Regions from separate parts of the Homo sapiens genome. Here regions 2 and 3 are each linked to region 1. The links are chromatin contacts, found by Hi-C or POLR2A ChIA-PET in ENCODE. All regions are on one chromosome and are shown on one strand. The core of a region is the stretch at or near the end of the contact, and the rest is flanking DNA. Distances in the headings are between cores, read along the strand shown.

Region 1 (4,969 bases), core at 1,036-3,535:
GGGAGGAGATGGAGGCTGCAGTGAGCCGTGATTGCACCAGTGCACTCCAGCCTGGGTGACAGATACAGACCCTGTCTCCAAAAAAGAAGGGAGCGCTTTCTTCTGAAAGAGCTAACTGACCCAGTTCACATCTAGTCAGAGCACTCTCAGGCTTGATCCCAAAATTACAAGGGTTTGGGAATCTTTTGAAACACTTCAGATACCACCTTAAGCAAGACACACCATGCAAAACAACCTTAAAAACATTCCCAATACAAAAGGGGAGCTGGAGATGTTCAGGATTTAAGCTCTGACAGCACCTGGCCAGGAGTGGTAAGTAGATACCAATCTGGAGGGAGACCAATGAGAAGAGATAAATTGGAGGAAGCAAATCTGGAGTCTAATTAGTTTAGCCATAAAGGGAAGGAGAAATATTAAAGAACGTGATTATATCCAGTTGAAGGTTTTTCCTCCTTCCTCCCCTACAGAAACAAATTCCTATTTATTGCTGGGTATCTGGCATATAGTAAGTGCTAAATAAACATTAGTTGATTCAACAAATGGCCAAGTTCTCTTTGCATTTCTTGCTTCTGAAAATCAGTTTGAAGCTGCCTTATATCTTTTCTGGAAAGCAGTAATAAATCGGGTTAAATCATAATCTCCACAATATGTACAACTATGCATTGAATGAGTTATTCCTAAATTAGGCAGACATGTTCAACAATAAAGTGTATCAGAAAGTGAAGGAGCTAAGATATGAATAGATAGAACCTATGAATCTTCCCAAGGAAAGCAACACAGTACGGCAGAAAGAGCGCTCGCTGGACTTGGAGTTGGACAACGTAAATTCAAATCTCAGCTCTATCTCTCAGTGGCTGTGTGGACTTGGGACCACATTATCATTCTAAATTTTATCATTTGTGAATTGGGGAATACCATCACTCTCCTCCCAGGGTTGTTGGGAAGATTAAACGGGAATTCAGCCACCAGTATGCCATTTCTGCCCCGGGTGGAAAAGATTCAAAAATAAGACACCAATTGTCAGTAATACAAAGTGGATGGATGCAGTGGTGGACACAAAGCAAACACTGAAGGGGAGACGATGTACGGGGGCAAAAGAAAGAAAAACATTAACAGCTAGGTTGTGACTTGGTGTTGGGTGTGTTTTCACAGAAGGGAGTCGCCAGTCATTCCTATAAAGCAGTCTTCTAAACCAAAGGATAAAGGTGTGGTAGGCTATCTTTTGAAGTGAGCATGTAAAATTCCTGGAAGGAAAAGTAATGAAGAGCTAACGGTTCTTGGAAAGAGGTTCTGAGAAGTGACTGGGATTTATAACAAGATACTCTTTTACGCAGAGTTGTGAAGTGGAAAGAACTAAACTGGAATACCAGCTCCAAGTATGACCTTGGGCAAGTTACTTAACCAATCTAGAGTCTCAATTGCAAAATGCAGATAATACCTCACAGGATTGCTGTAAGATTAAATAAGATAATGGATAGGAAAGCTGTTAATGCGATACAAATAACAGGTATCATTAGGAGTTACATTCTCCACCCACTTACAACATTATATGTCCATGACCTTGGGCGTGATTTCAGCTCTTTGCACCTCGGTTTCCTCATCTATAAAATGGGGAGGATGATACCATCTACCCTATAAACACTCTGAGGATCAAAGGAGACCATAGATGAGACATCAATGCCTTGAAAACCGTACAGTGCTAAACGTATAGAAACTGCCATCGTTGCTGATACATTTGATGCATGTCAAGGGCCGTGTTTATGCAGGGAAGCACGTATTTTTATGCTATACAGGTGAGGAAGCCTCTCATGCATTTATGCATCCAGGAGTGGGGCACGGGGCACAGATGCACATCTACGGATTCCGGGGGTGTGACTTGCACGCTTGAGAGGAGGACCGGAGGTCAAGCTGCTGGGCCAGGAATCAGAGGAGTGGGCGCTACAGTGGGGGTAGTGGGATGCAGGATGCATGGATGGAAAAGGCTGGGGGCACAAACACGCATGCCCAAGCCGGAAACGTTTTCGGGGGAGAGCAATGCGCATCCCCGGAATGAGGGGGGTGGGGAAGGATGCGATGTGCAAGCACGGAGGGCGGCCCGGGGGTGCGATACCGCACGCCCGGGGCCAGGACTCTTTACCTTGTCGCTGTAATCCCTCAGGACCCGCTCGATAGCCCCTGCTTCGCCGGCCCGGACGATGTAGAGGGCGCGCTCCTCATCCATGGCCGCAGGTGCGGGGGAGCCGCGGCCGCTCTGCGCGCCCAAGCCGCTGCCTCCAGGTAAACGCCTCGCGCCCCCGCTCGCTCCTTCCCAGCTTCCTTCCTTCCCTCTTTCCCTCCCTCCGTCCTGCCTCCAACCCGCCAGCCTCCGCCCGGGCCGGCCCGACGTCACCGCCCCTCAACTTTCACCCCGCGACGTCACCGCTCCCCCAGCAACCGGCGCCTCACGGCCGCCCCTGACAAGGCCCAGGACTCGGTCGAGGCCTGGCTAGCGGACCGAGGCGGAGTCAGGCCCAAGGCCCTGCTTGCTCTCCTGCCTCTCCCTCCCTCGGAGAACTGTCCAGTCTTTTAAGGGGGCTTTCACAGACTGAACCGTTCTTCTTTCCTGACCCTCCTCTATGAATCATTCTCAAAGGACTAGAGCAACCCGGCTCTTCCCCGCCCATCTATGAACCAGCCGCTAAATGGACTGCAATTCCCTGCATGCAATGGGGCTATCCCGCTCTTCCATCTAATTTACTGGCGTGCCGAATGGCATGCTGGGATTGGTAGTCATCCAGCCGGAAAGAATTCCCGCCAAGGGCATGCTGGGAACTGTGGTACCGCGAGGGCCGGAAACGGGAGTCTGGCGGCCGCCTGAGGCCAGCGGCGGGGAGACCGTTAGAGGGAGGGTCTAAGCGTCTGCTTCGGTTTTGTTCGTTATGTCGCTGACTGTCCTGCTTCAGTCTCGGCTGGCTGGGCTGGCTGGACTGGCCGACGGTCGCGGAAACTGCCATCCCTTGGTGGGAACTGTCAAGCACGGTTTAATTCCCTTTTCTCATTTAGCGGTTTCGGTCTCGGGAATTCCTTCCACCCTTATTTGCGTTCTTGTTATGTACTCAGCTACAGTAATGTGGGAAATAATTGAAGGCAGTTATCTGGATAAAAGAGGACTCGGCGATTTTCTGCCTTAATACTAATCTCTAGCATGCATCTCGTGCCACCGGGGCTCCAGACTCTCTTAGGTAATTTCCCTATATCCTCTAATTCTCCCAACACAAATTTTTGTGGAAATAAAAAGGAACCCGAATAGTTTCAGTAATTTATCCTAAGTCACACGGCCAGAGAATGGGAAAGTCGAGGTTTGAAACCAGGCCTTTCCCCCCGAAGCGGCCGCTCTACGACCTCCGGGAACTGTAATAATACCGATACAGTAGCGGTGGTGGTGATGACAAAGATTCCCATTGCCCCGGTGGTAATTACGTGTCAGGCACTCTGTTAATACTTCACCTGTGTTAGCTCAATCAATTTCATACACATTCATTCAACAAATATTTGAGAGCCTGTGCTGTGCCCAGGTGCTGTTAAATGCAGTGTGGATACAGTGGGCCCAAAGTAAAGTCCCTGCCTTCATGGAGCTTCCATTCTAGTGAGCACCCATATGAGTTATTCTCATTTTAAGATGAGGAAACTGAGTCTTGGAGAGGTTAGTTGGTTAATTTATCAAAATTGCAGATTTTTGGAAACTGAATTTGAACTCAGAGCCTGTGCTCTTTCTGCTCTCCCAAGCTTTTTTTTGATGGAAAGTGGATGAATTCTCCAAGTAATTTCAAGTTTTCCATTCCAAGCAGCCTTTACCCATAATCATCCTTGATGTCTCCCCTACCAGTCTCTCCCTCTTGAGCTGTGCTGAAGAGGAACTAGAGGGGGCAAAAGTTTATTTATCTAATGATTGAATTTCTTCTATGCTGTGGTAGATATTCTGCTAGATACTGGGAATTCGGAAATAAGAACGAACATGGGACCTGAGTTTATGGAGCTTTTGGTCTTTCTGTATATTATACTTTCCATGCAGCAAACATTTATTGAGCATATTTGAGTCAGGCATTGGGGTAGGTGCTCTGTAATAAATTAAGTCAGAAAGATTTTAATCCATCTCTCCAAAAAGCACATTTTAGTAAGGTCATGGAATAGTTAGCTAATTTTCTAAGCTAATAGTAACATCTTGCAATTGTTTTTAACAGTTTACAGAACTTTTTAATACTTCTAATCTCAATGGATCATTGGGGAAGGTATTGTTCCCACTTTATAGATAAGAAAACAGGGTCAGATGAGTTAAGTAACAAGAACTGGGACAAAAACTGAGAGCTGTTAACAAAGTATTTGGGTGCCTGCTCTGTGTCCAGTACAGAATTAAGTGCTTTGGGGGTATCCATATATTTATTTTTGGAGCAAGGGTCTCCCAGAGACGATATTAAACGAGCACAAAGTATCTTATTTCCGTAGAGATGTTTCTCTTTAGAATTCTTTTAGAAGGTCTCTGACATTTCAGACACATGTCTTTGAAATGTCTGTTTGCCAGAAATAGGCTATGTTTTTAGTCTCCAACTCTGTACTTCTAAAAAGAGATTTAAAAAATGTAAAACGAGATGAATTAATGACTTGGGAAGTTGTACTTTAGTAATTTTAATTAAATGTTCATATTCTGATTTTGTAACTCAAAGGGATCTTTGACTCTAATTCAAGTCATCTTTTGACCACTGACGAGACTCTGGTTCCAGAAAAATTAAGTGGCTTGTCCAAGGTCAATAGCAGACTCTGGGAATGGAGCCTAGACTAGCTGAGTCCTAGGTCACTACATCACTTTACCTCCTTGAATATTAGTTACGGGATACTTTCAGGGACTAGAGACTCTAGTCCTGTTCTGACTTCACTTCCTGGTGATGCTTGAGTGGCATGATAGCAAGGAATTAATATTTAGAGCCTTGGTAAT
Region 2 (4,969 bases), core at 757-3,256, 210 kb before region 1:
TAACTAGAAATCCTACTTGTGGTTAAGGGATTTAAGACATTTTACTCATTCAGCAAATACTTCTTCAATTCTTATTGCCAAAAACTGTACTGACAACTTGGGAAAATTATATTGAGAGAACCAGGGTTTTGAATGAACTGTACAAAGTCCTTATGTTTTTCATATTTGCTTAAAATAAATAAGTAAATTTGAGATATAAAAGTCTATCAGTATTTTTAATGCATCTCTTACATACTAGAAATTTCAGGATCTTCTCACAATTCAAATGTGTTTGTAATTTTCTTGTACATAATATGCATAATTGTAAGTTCTTTTCCCCTTTTCTTCATTCAAGGTTTTTTTTCTGATTATATGGTCCTAGAAATGCACTGTTTAAATATTTGGGCTGGAAAAAACTTTGAGTAGCATTTATTTAATACAGTTGGCATAGCTGATTTGTCAGTTTCAAGTTTTGATTACAATGCACGGGGTCATATGTATTGTAATTCCTTGCACAATTACGTGGAGCCCTAATACAAGCTTCCAGCACCCTGGTGCACATTTCTGCTCCCTCCCTCCTGACCAGTGATGGCAGCTTGCAGTTCTAAGTCCTGAGTTTACATTCCTTAACTTCCTTTTCTGTATCCTAATTTCCTTTTCCTAAGTGCAAATGACACACTTTGGTTAGTCTGGACCCCAAATCATTTTATTTCAGGAAAAAGTGTGCAATAAATCTATGCATAATAGAGTTTTTATATTCGGATAACTCAGGAGTTGCTGGACAAACACCCCCCAGCTGTACACATGAGTTGCTCAGATCATTCTAGAATATCCTAGAGATCAGAGGTGGGTGATCTTGAGGAGCCAGGATTCTTGCTGCTACTCAGTGGAGTTAAATGCACGTGTGAGCTCCTCTCAATATAGCCTGTTGAGCCTAAACTGCATAGTGAGACTAGACTCAAAGATTTAGTTAACATTTCCTGAGTTCCTACTGTGTGCCCAGCATTGTTGACAGAAAAAATAATCAGTAGCCTCAAGGAATTCACTCCACAGGGTGCGAGGGCAGTCTGTATGCCAGTGCCACCGACGGCAGAACTGTGCACAGTGTGCTACGAACACCTGACAGCAGACACCTCCAGCTGGGAAAACCAGTTTTCCTGACTCCAACTCCACACAAACAGAATCACCAGGCCCAGCTCAGGGCACCCTGTCCTCGATAACACTTAACTAGGTGTGATTAGTCACGTTATTAGTTGTTGATATCTCTGCCCTCCACTAGAATGTAAGCTCCATAAGGACAGGGAATGTGTTTTATTCCCCCTCTATTTTCTCATTGCTGTTTCAATATGCTTGGCACTTAGCAGGCCTGCCATAAATACTTGTTTTTTGGATGGATAAATGTGAAAATAAATGAGAGAGACATTCAGCCTGGCTTTAAGGAGAAATTAACGTGTTTAGTGTATGAGGTTGGGCATCACCGGTAATAATTAGAATGGAAACCACTTGGCAGTTTATCAGAAAAGGGGAGTATTTAGGTGAAGGTGGCAAGGAGGGAGAGAAAGGAGAATGGCTTTTAAAGACAGTCGCTAACTGCTGGGGTAGGGTGGGGGCGGGGAAGAGTTCAGATGTGTTTCAAAGAACTTTGGGGGTTTTTTAAACATTTCTTTTGTAAGTTGGTTCTTTACCTAACTGAATTATTTTGGGAACAGTGATTGGCTCTATCTTAAAGATATAGCGGTTTCTGTTACTTCTTTTTTTTCTTATATTTTCTAAGCGTCAAAGCTACTGGAACTCCGCTTCCTAAAATGCTGGGAAGGAAAGGGTGTGAAAATGCCAGATGCCCCCGCCAGCACAGGCTGGGCTGCCTGGAAAGCCGATTCCCACTCCGACTCGCCCTCGTGGTGCGGGGAGGGACGCGTAGTTGTGTCCCGCGCTCTGACTGGCTGCGTTGGGACGCGGGGGCGTGTCTTGGGGGGGCGGGGGTTGGCGGTCATCTCCCGAGCCCTGATTGGCCATGGGCGAAGGGACTGATGGCCTGGTTGGCGCTGCTGAGAACTGTCGGGAGCTTCTTGAGACCGAGGACCGAAATCCCGGCTCCAGGCCTCGGGGACTGCGGACTGTGGGGAGGCTGGCCGGAGAGAGAGGGAAGGACGGGGCCTGGCCCCCGGGACTCCCTGTGCCTTGCTTGGAGCTGACGCCGACGGGTGAGTCGCCCCCTTCCTCTGCTCCTGGGCGTGTTCCTCACCAGCGGCGCCGCAGCGGTCAGGGCCCGCAAAACCCCACGCCTCGCCAGACGCTCAGCTCAGCCTGCCGGGTTTCTCTGGAAAAGCGGAGGCCCCACAGTGAATGTGCGGCCTTTTGATCGGTCCTGGAGATCTTCCGTGGACCCTCGTTTTTCCTTGCTTATAAACGTTGGTCAATTTGAAACTGGCAGCAGGGCATATGTGTTACGAAAGAAGAACTTTATTGAAACCAGTGGTGGTGTAGAGAAGACCATACTAACCATAACTGTGTATTACAGAAGTGAATTTCACTCCCCAAAAATGCTTAAGAAACAAGCATCCTAGAACAGCCCACATTGTGATTTAACAAACATTTACCAAAAGCATTGCTATATGTGGGGGCACAGGGCTAAGAGCAGGCAGGACTCTGGAGCCAACCTGTGGGGTTTGAGTCCAAATTCTGCCGGTTTTTTGTTTTTTGTTTTTTTTTTTAGCTGAGTAACCTTGGGCAAGTTCCTTTACCTGCGTCTGTTTCCTCATTTTAAAATGAGTTGTTGTGATGATTTAATGATTTAGTATATGTGAAGAGTTTTCTGCATATTCTAAGTGATTTATGGTATTAACTCGTTTGATCTTTGCAGTCACCCAGGAGATAGTATCACCATTTTCCTGATGCCAAACTGAGGCTCAGAGAGGTGAAGTAACTTCTTCAAGTCACAACACAACTGTTGTCCAGGAATCAGGCAGTCTGGCTCTGCTAACCCAGTTTTACCCACTGCATTAATGTACCGCATCCACTTGTTCACTCAGTTTCACCTGACAAATACTAATTTTGTCTCTCTGTGGAACAAGTTCTTTGCTGGGTGCAGGGAATAAAGCAGAACACCGTTCAGTTCCTGCCTTCCCAACGCTTGTAAATCTAGTGCAGGTCATTCATGGCCGGGCTGCAGGGTGTCCATGAATCCTGCTAAAATCATTTGCGAAATGTTGTGAGCGTGGGTCTTTTCTTCTGGAAAGAGAGTCTGTGACTCTCAGGTTCTGAGTTGATCTGTGATCCAAACAGAGGTGTGAAGAAGTGTTGTTTTAGCAGATCTGTGCCTAGTATGCCTGATACACAGCTTGAACTTCAAACAAACAGCAACAAAATTCCTACTGGTTGGAAGAATGAAGAACTTGTAAGAGCATAATAAGTGCTGCAGTAGCGTCCGGAGCAGGGTGCTGTGGAAGAGCACACAGAAGGCCACCTGCCCAGGAATGCCTCCTAGAGGCAGTGAAGGCAGCTGGGTGAAGGATAGGGAAGCAGTTCATTGGAACACTGTGGTGACCAGTCTGTCCATGTAGTGTTGAGACAGAAACAACACGTGAACAGCTGCAGCTGTTGTACCACTTGTGCGCAAGTGTAAAAGTCCATGGTGCCATGAAATCATGTAATGGGGACAGGAGGCTTCATGTATTCGTGAAGGTTAGAAAAGTTTCCTTGAGAAAGTGACACTTAGGCCTAAAAGTTGGAGCATTTTGGGCATGGAATCTGGCCCACAGTCTTCAAAGACCACATGGTAGAAACCAGTAGAGCACCAGGGACTGACAGGAAGCAAATGCAGCTGGTGCAGGAGAGGGAAATGGGAATTAGGGTGGTGGCAGAGCCCAAAGAGGCCTTGTAGGCCATGGTAAGGCATTTCTATGTTTTATTTTACTTTGTCTTTATCCTAAAATGCCATTGGCAAGTTTATTGCAGGGAACTGACAAGATCACATTTTGAGAAGAAGTTGGAAAGAATCCCAAGTGGATGAACTGAATATCTGGATGAGGACAAGATCTGTGGGGAGAGACTGTAAGGTAAGAAGAAGAGAGGTCTAGAACCAAGCCTTGAAGGTGAGCTTGTATGGGAGACAGATAGAGGGTGGCGAGAAGTATAGAAAGGGAGAAGAATCAAAAAAAGTCGAGTGTCCAGGAAGTCAAATGAGAGAATATTTCAAGGAGAAAGTGGTCAACTCTGCTAAAAGCTGCAGAAGTCAAAAGAGATAAGGAAGGCTGGGTGTGGTGGCTCATGGCTTGTATTAGTCCTTTTTCATGCTGCTGATAAAGACATAGCCAAGACTGGGCAATTTACAAAAGCAAGAGGTTTAATGGACTTACAGTGCCACGTGGTTGGGGAGACCTCACAATCATGGCGGAAGGTGAAAGGCACATCTCACATCGTGGCAGACAAGAAAAGAGTGAGAGCCAAGCGAAAGGGGTTTCCCCTTATAAAACCATCAGATCTCATGAGACTTATTCACTGTCATGAGAACAGTATGGGGGAAACCACCCCTATGATTTAATTATCTCCCACTGGGTTCCTCCCACAACACAAGGGAATTATGGGAGCTACAATTCAAGATGAGATTTGGGTGGGGACACAGCCAAACCACATCACGCCTGTAATCGACACTTTGGGATGCCAAGGTGGGCAGATCGCTTGAGCTCAGGAGTTCAAGAGCAGCCTGGAAATGTGGTGAAACCCCTTCTCTACAAAAAAAAGAGATAAGAATGAAAACTACTCATTGGCTGTAACCACATGAAAGTTATCTTTATCGCAAGCTATATAAGTAGAAGAGGAAATGGAGAGAAAGAAGGATCTGCAAGAATTAGCTGAGGTGAAGAGAAAGATAGGGTTTGGGCAGGGAAAAGAAGAGCAGTGGAGAGAGAGAGGGTTTGGGCAAGGACAGGAAGAGCAGTGGAGTGATGGCTGGAGCATCAGAGGAGGATACACCTGAAGGAGCAAACAC
Region 3 (4,969 bases), core at 1,569-4,068, 130 kb after region 1:
TGGTCTAAATGCCAGCTGCTGTTATGTCTGTAGGAAAAGCCACATCCTCTGCTTGTAAAGCTCTCACTACTTCCCAGGGATGGCCATGGTTCCTCATAGCTTATGGCTCAAATAGCTTCATCAGGAGCCAGCACTGGTTTTAGAGTTTGAGATCACTGACTTTGAATCCTGCCTCCACCACTTACAAGCATATAGCCTGGGGCACGTTACTTGAACTCTCTCACTTCCTTCATCTGTAAAATGAGAGAAACTGTACCATCTCCCAAGCTTGCTGTGAGGACTAGACAAGAATCCATGCACAGCCTGAGGCCCTTTATTGTGGGGGACACTCAATAAAGAGTAACAATTAGCATTATTTTACAATATTGTGGAATATTCAGGTAATGTTTTGTATCTTAAACTGAAAGTCCTTTGATGGCAGGGATCAAACCAAATTCCTATTGATGTTAACATAGTTCCTAGCACTGTGTCCTGAACACAGTCAGTAAACACTGCAGGAGGAAGGAGGGGAAAGGAGGAAAGGCCAATAAGAAGGAAGGCAGGCTTTTGCACAGGTCAAGGGATTCTGGTATTTTATTAATCTTAATATCTGGGTAGTTAAAGGAAAAGCATGGTTAATATTAATATATTTGATTTATATTTTCAAGTGCCTACCCTGCGCTAGGGATGTTCATATTGGCTATCACTACCCCCACAAGATGAGTAAACACTATGCCCTAGGACATAGAGGAAGAAATGGAGGGCCAAGGAAGTAAAGTGGCTTGTCCACAGCGACTCTGCTGGGAAAAGCTAGGCTTAAAAAGTATGAACTCAGGTATGATGCCTCTAAAGTTCTCACTATGTGCCAGAGACTGACATTCATTTGGTTAGTCAGAATACATTTATTGAGCACCTACTATATGCCAGGCACTGTAGAATACAGCCATGAACAAGAAGATGCTACTCTTGCCCCAGCCTTTAAGAAACTGACAGTTTACCAGAAGGAAGATGGGAGCTAGGGAGATAACACCACCAGACAGCAAATGAATAGAAAACAGTGGGCTTTGGCTCATACAGGCTCTGGTTAGGACTGAGGCTAAGTCTAGAAAACTCCAAAGCAAAATAAAACAAACAAAAAAACAATCTATTTCATTACACAACCATTAAGCCATGCTTTGCTGCCAAGTAGACGAGCCAATCAGAAACATGCATTTGTGTGGACACTGACATTTCTCAGGGGACTTCAGCTGACCCAGCTTCCTTGTTGTTGAGGATTTCCCTGGGGAGTCAGGAATGTCCCCCTCTTTGTGTAGAAAGAGACTACCTTGGTTTCCTCCTCTTTAAATACAGGTAGCTGTCCTGCCTTCTCTACAGGATTTTCATGAGGATTAGGTGTGCTCAGCAGTGACATCACCTGACAAGCCTGGCATCCCACGGGTGATTGCTGAACCTGTAGGTTTGGCTGATGTGGGGCAATGGACTGAATCAGAGATTTATTCCTGCCATTGTAATGTCTAAACTGGACCAGAACAGTAGTCATCCAATTCCTACGCTGGGTTTGACCTACAACCTACTGAATTAGTGTTCTAGTAAGGCCTGGGCTTAGGTAGCTTCTGGAATCTCTCAGCTCAGTTTTTGGTTATTCAAGTCCCCTCTTTTTTTTTTTTTTTTTTTTTTTTTTTTGGATAAAACTAGGCAATGTATTAAGCACAGTGTTGCAATTTCCATTTGGTTCCGAATGCTTCTTTTGGGGCCTAGGCTACAGGTTTGCAGCCCAGAGCTCTGGTTGTCCTGGACAGTAGCTGAGGTGATTTTGGCACCATCCCCTACCAGAAGCTACCTCCTCAGTGGTCCCTTTCCACCTATACCCAGTACTCTACTCATCTCTACTGCACTTTGCCATTATGAATAAGGCCCCGCAGAACATCTTCGTATGTGCCCCCTTACACACCTGTGTGGGAGTGTTTCTCCCTGCCAGCATCAAGAAGCACAGCTGCTGGCTGCATGTGCTTCAAATGCTAATGGATTGCAAAATTGCCCGTCAAATGGCTTTACCATTTGACACATTTACCCACAGCACAAAATACTTTTTTTAAAAAAAGTTGTGGTTCCACAACACAGCATCTCATTCCCTGAGAAATTTCTGCCCTTGGCATTGGGTTGTCCAGCTTAACTGACCTTTCTCCATCTGTAGCTGAGGTCATCCGGAGGGACACAGTCACATCTAGTGGCATTATCTATCAACACTGGTTGTGTTCAGAGCTAAAAGTGTTCAGCCTCCCTTTTTAGAACCATGTTACCTAACTCACATTATGAAAGCAATGTTCTGTCACTGTTGAGTAAGAATCAAGTCACAAAAGGGTGCAAAATGTCAGTTATCGGTTACATCCAATGAGTCTGATCTAGCAGCTGTGATCTGGTCTAAAATGTCAATGTATTTCTTCTTTGGAACAGTGCCAAACCCAATGTCTTACCTATGACCTTCCAGAACATTCTAAAGAGAAATTATAAATTTCTTTTGTTTCATATTAATTTGGAATATTGATAGCTTGTCAACCACCCAAGTCCTCAATTTAATTTTTTTCAAAAGAAAGGAAAATCTCCCCCCAATCCCCCCCGAAAGTGACAATTTGATCTTCTGTCCTCCTTTTTGGAAGAGCCTCATTTCTTCAGTAAATTGCTGGAAGGGAAAACGTCCCCACCCAGAAGGCGTACAAGGAGCTCTGGGTAAGGGCGGCAAGGGTGGCGGGCGAGGGCGGGGCACGGAGGGGGCATGTGTTGGCAGCAAGTAGGCCGGGACTGCGGAACAGGCTGCTTTCCATTTCGAAATTCTCTGCATGAATAGAGGTTATTGTGCGGCCGGGATTCCAGCAGCGCTCACCATCCCCAGTGAGTTGGGATTTACTAACCCTCGTGACCGAGGATGCTGGAAAGTGTTTGGCAGAAGGCATTTGACAATATTTGCCTGTTTTCTGCTGGGAGTTGCCTCCAGATCACGTGTCCCCAATTATTTTAGGCTGCTTGGCTGCTGTATTATTTGTTCTTAGAGCGGTGTTATTTGTTCTAGGGGGAGGGGGAGGGGGTTTGTGGCAAGGAAGGGGAAGAAGGAGAAGCAAATAGCTCCTAACCCAATTCCAATAACAAGCCAAATGTCCCAGGAGAGCTCGACACTGTCAGGCGGGTGGCGGGCGCCTTAGTGGTGCGGCCAGTGTCCTTTCCTGGGCCTGCCCTCCTCTCTGTCCTCAGGGGCTGGCCACTGCCGCTGGAGAGAGGGCACAGCATGAAGGACATAAATGCCTCAGAGAATGAGATGCTTGTCCTAGCATTAGGTTCCTGTTTTGTTTTGTAAGTATTTTGCACTGCAGATGAAGATATAAAATGGTAAAGCCATTTGATGGGTAATTTTGCAATCCCATCAACACTTTAAGTGTTAATGGAGCAATTCTGTTTCTTGATACAGACATGAAGAAACACTCCCACGGTGTCCAAGGGGGCACACACGAAGATGTTCCGTGAGGCCCTACTTGTAATGGCAAAGATGAGATTTGAACAAAACTTAAATGTTCATCAAAAGGGAAGTGGCGCCGGGTGGGGTGGCTCATGCCTGTAATCCCAACACTTTGGGAGGCTGAGGCCGGTGGATCACTTGAGGTCAGGAGTTCAAAACCAGCCTGGCCAACATGGTAAAACCCCATCTCTACCAAAATACAAAAATTAGCTGGATGTGGCGGTGCGCGCCTGTAATCCCAGCTTCTTAGAAGGCTGAGGCAGGAGAATTGCTTGAACCTGGGAGGTGGAAGTTGCAGTGAGCCGAGATCACACCATTGCACTCCAGCCTGAGTGACAGAGCAAGGCTCTGTCTCAAAAAAAAAAAAAAAAAAAAAGGGGAAATGGCAACATTAATTCTGCCATTGTCTTATGCTAAACACTGAGCTGCAGTTAAAATGAGGTTGTTCTTTATGAACCATGAGTGTAGCTTCAGGACATTCTACTAAGGAAGAAAGCAAGTAGTGGATCAATACAGCATAACAGGTTGCGGGTCAATATTTTTAGTGTGATACATCTGCATGCTTTTTATAAAGGAGACAATGCTAAATTAAAAACCATACTTCAGAAACTTCTACAGATACATATGTGTGCAAATTCATAGGGAAGGGTCTGTAATACATATCTACACATATGTATACACACAAGTGCACACATGCACACACATGTCTCACTGAATAGGGTTGCTTTTGAGGAGAAGGCAAAGAACTACAAGGAGAAATGGACTGGAGTCTTACCTATAATGTTTTTAATTTTTTAACAAGGAAATGTATTTCTTGTGTAAACAAAATAAAAGTAAAGCAAAAATATATTTATTAAATTTACTTATATCCTGGGTTTTTTTTTAAGCTAGCAAAAGAAGAAGAAAATTAGACAAAGGAAAGAAGTGATTGCAAAAGTCTGTAAGCATCAGATTTAGCTCTCAACCCCACGGCAGCCACAGCAAAAAGGGGACACGTTGTAAATCATGTCACTTTTCCTTGTAAAATGGAGGGTGCATCCACTCTCTTTTGAGAGAGAAAGTTTTTATACTGAAACCATATTTTTTAAAAGATGATACATGTGCAGCTTTACGTAGGAGGTCACATGTTCTCCACACCGTTTTAAGCATGACTGTTCCTATCTAAGTTTAATGTCCTACTTTCTTTTCCCTACTGCTTATGTAGCCTCTCCCCTGCCTGCCTCTCCCACCTCATCTTGTGTCATTCTCCTCCATGTGTGCTATGCTCCAACCACATGGGCCACCTTCTCGTGGGTCCTTCAGCAAGCTCAGCCTGCTCCCATCCCGGGAAGGAGTGGTGGACGCTGAGTGTGCCCAGACTGCCCTGAGGCACTGAGACATTGTTCCCCCTACTGGGAGGCTGAATCATTCCAAGGAGTGATCCTCAGCAAAACATGAAGGCAACCGCCTCTCCCAAGTTACACCCCCACCCTGGGGGCAGCC

The links. A loop is a pair of places that touch in the nucleus more often than their neighbours do. ChIA-PET counts read pairs that join two places held with the same protein, here RNA polymerase II (POLR2A). Pooled maps may share reads with other maps.
Region 2: a loop to region 1 is called in a map of naive thymus-derived CD4-positive, alpha-beta T cell, with 9 times the contacts of the local background. The contact joins the promoter of MTERF2 here to the promoter of RIC8B in region 1. A Hi-C loop is called at or near these places in 2 of 168 maps with a recorded cell type or tissue (head of caudate nucleus and naive thymus-derived CD4-positive, alpha-beta T cell), 1 of 37 single-sample maps with no recorded cell type and 20 of 50 pooled maps. POLR2A ChIA-PET finds 5 or more read pairs at or near these places in 2 of 52 experiments (HCT116 and MCF 10A).
Region 3: a map of dorsolateral prefrontal cortex shows a loop between it and region 1 (11-fold over the local background). The contact joins the enhancer-like site here to the promoter of RIC8B in region 1. A Hi-C loop is called at or near these places in 5 of 168 maps with a recorded cell type or tissue (Calu3, dorsolateral prefrontal cortex, head of caudate nucleus and 1 more) and 6 of 50 pooled maps. POLR2A ChIA-PET finds 5 or more read pairs at or near these places in 4 of 52 experiments (A549, A673, H1 and 1 more).

The regions. Positions count from the first base shown.
Region 1 is chr12:106,771,998-106,776,966 of GRCh38, reverse strand. It overlaps RIC8B (RIC8 guanine nucleotide exchange factor B), which reads right to left and starts at 2,285. Exons shown (of 10, transcript NM_001330145.2): 1 at 2,138-2,285. The coding sequence starts at 2,221. LOC100287944 (a long non-coding RNA gene) reads left to right here and starts at 2,136. Exons shown (of 4, transcript NR_040246.1): 1 at 2,136-2,277. RefSeq lists enhancers at 1,765-1,814, 2,585-3,136 and a silencer at 2,145-2,374.
Region 2 is chr12:106,984,183-106,989,151 of GRCh38, reverse strand. It overlaps MTERF2 (mitochondrial transcription termination factor 2), which reads left to right and starts at 2,006. Exons shown (of 3, transcript NM_001033050.3): 1 at 2,006-2,183; 2 at 3,927-4,037.
Region 3 is chr12:106,643,125-106,648,093 of GRCh38, reverse strand. The region is part of intron 3 of RFX4 (regulatory factor X4); the gene reads right to left. The region is part of intron 1 of LOC100287944 (a long non-coding RNA gene); the gene reads left to right. Among named protein-coding and RNA genes, the nearest start is that of RFX4, 63 kb to the right of the region's middle. RefSeq lists an enhancer at 3,158-3,659. Within about 2 kb of position 2,818, at least 6 of the 41 ENCODE cell types and tissues checked have a DNase peak (open chromatin) inside an H3K27ac peak, as active enhancers do; they include dorsolateral prefrontal cortex, where a contact is called at or near this core.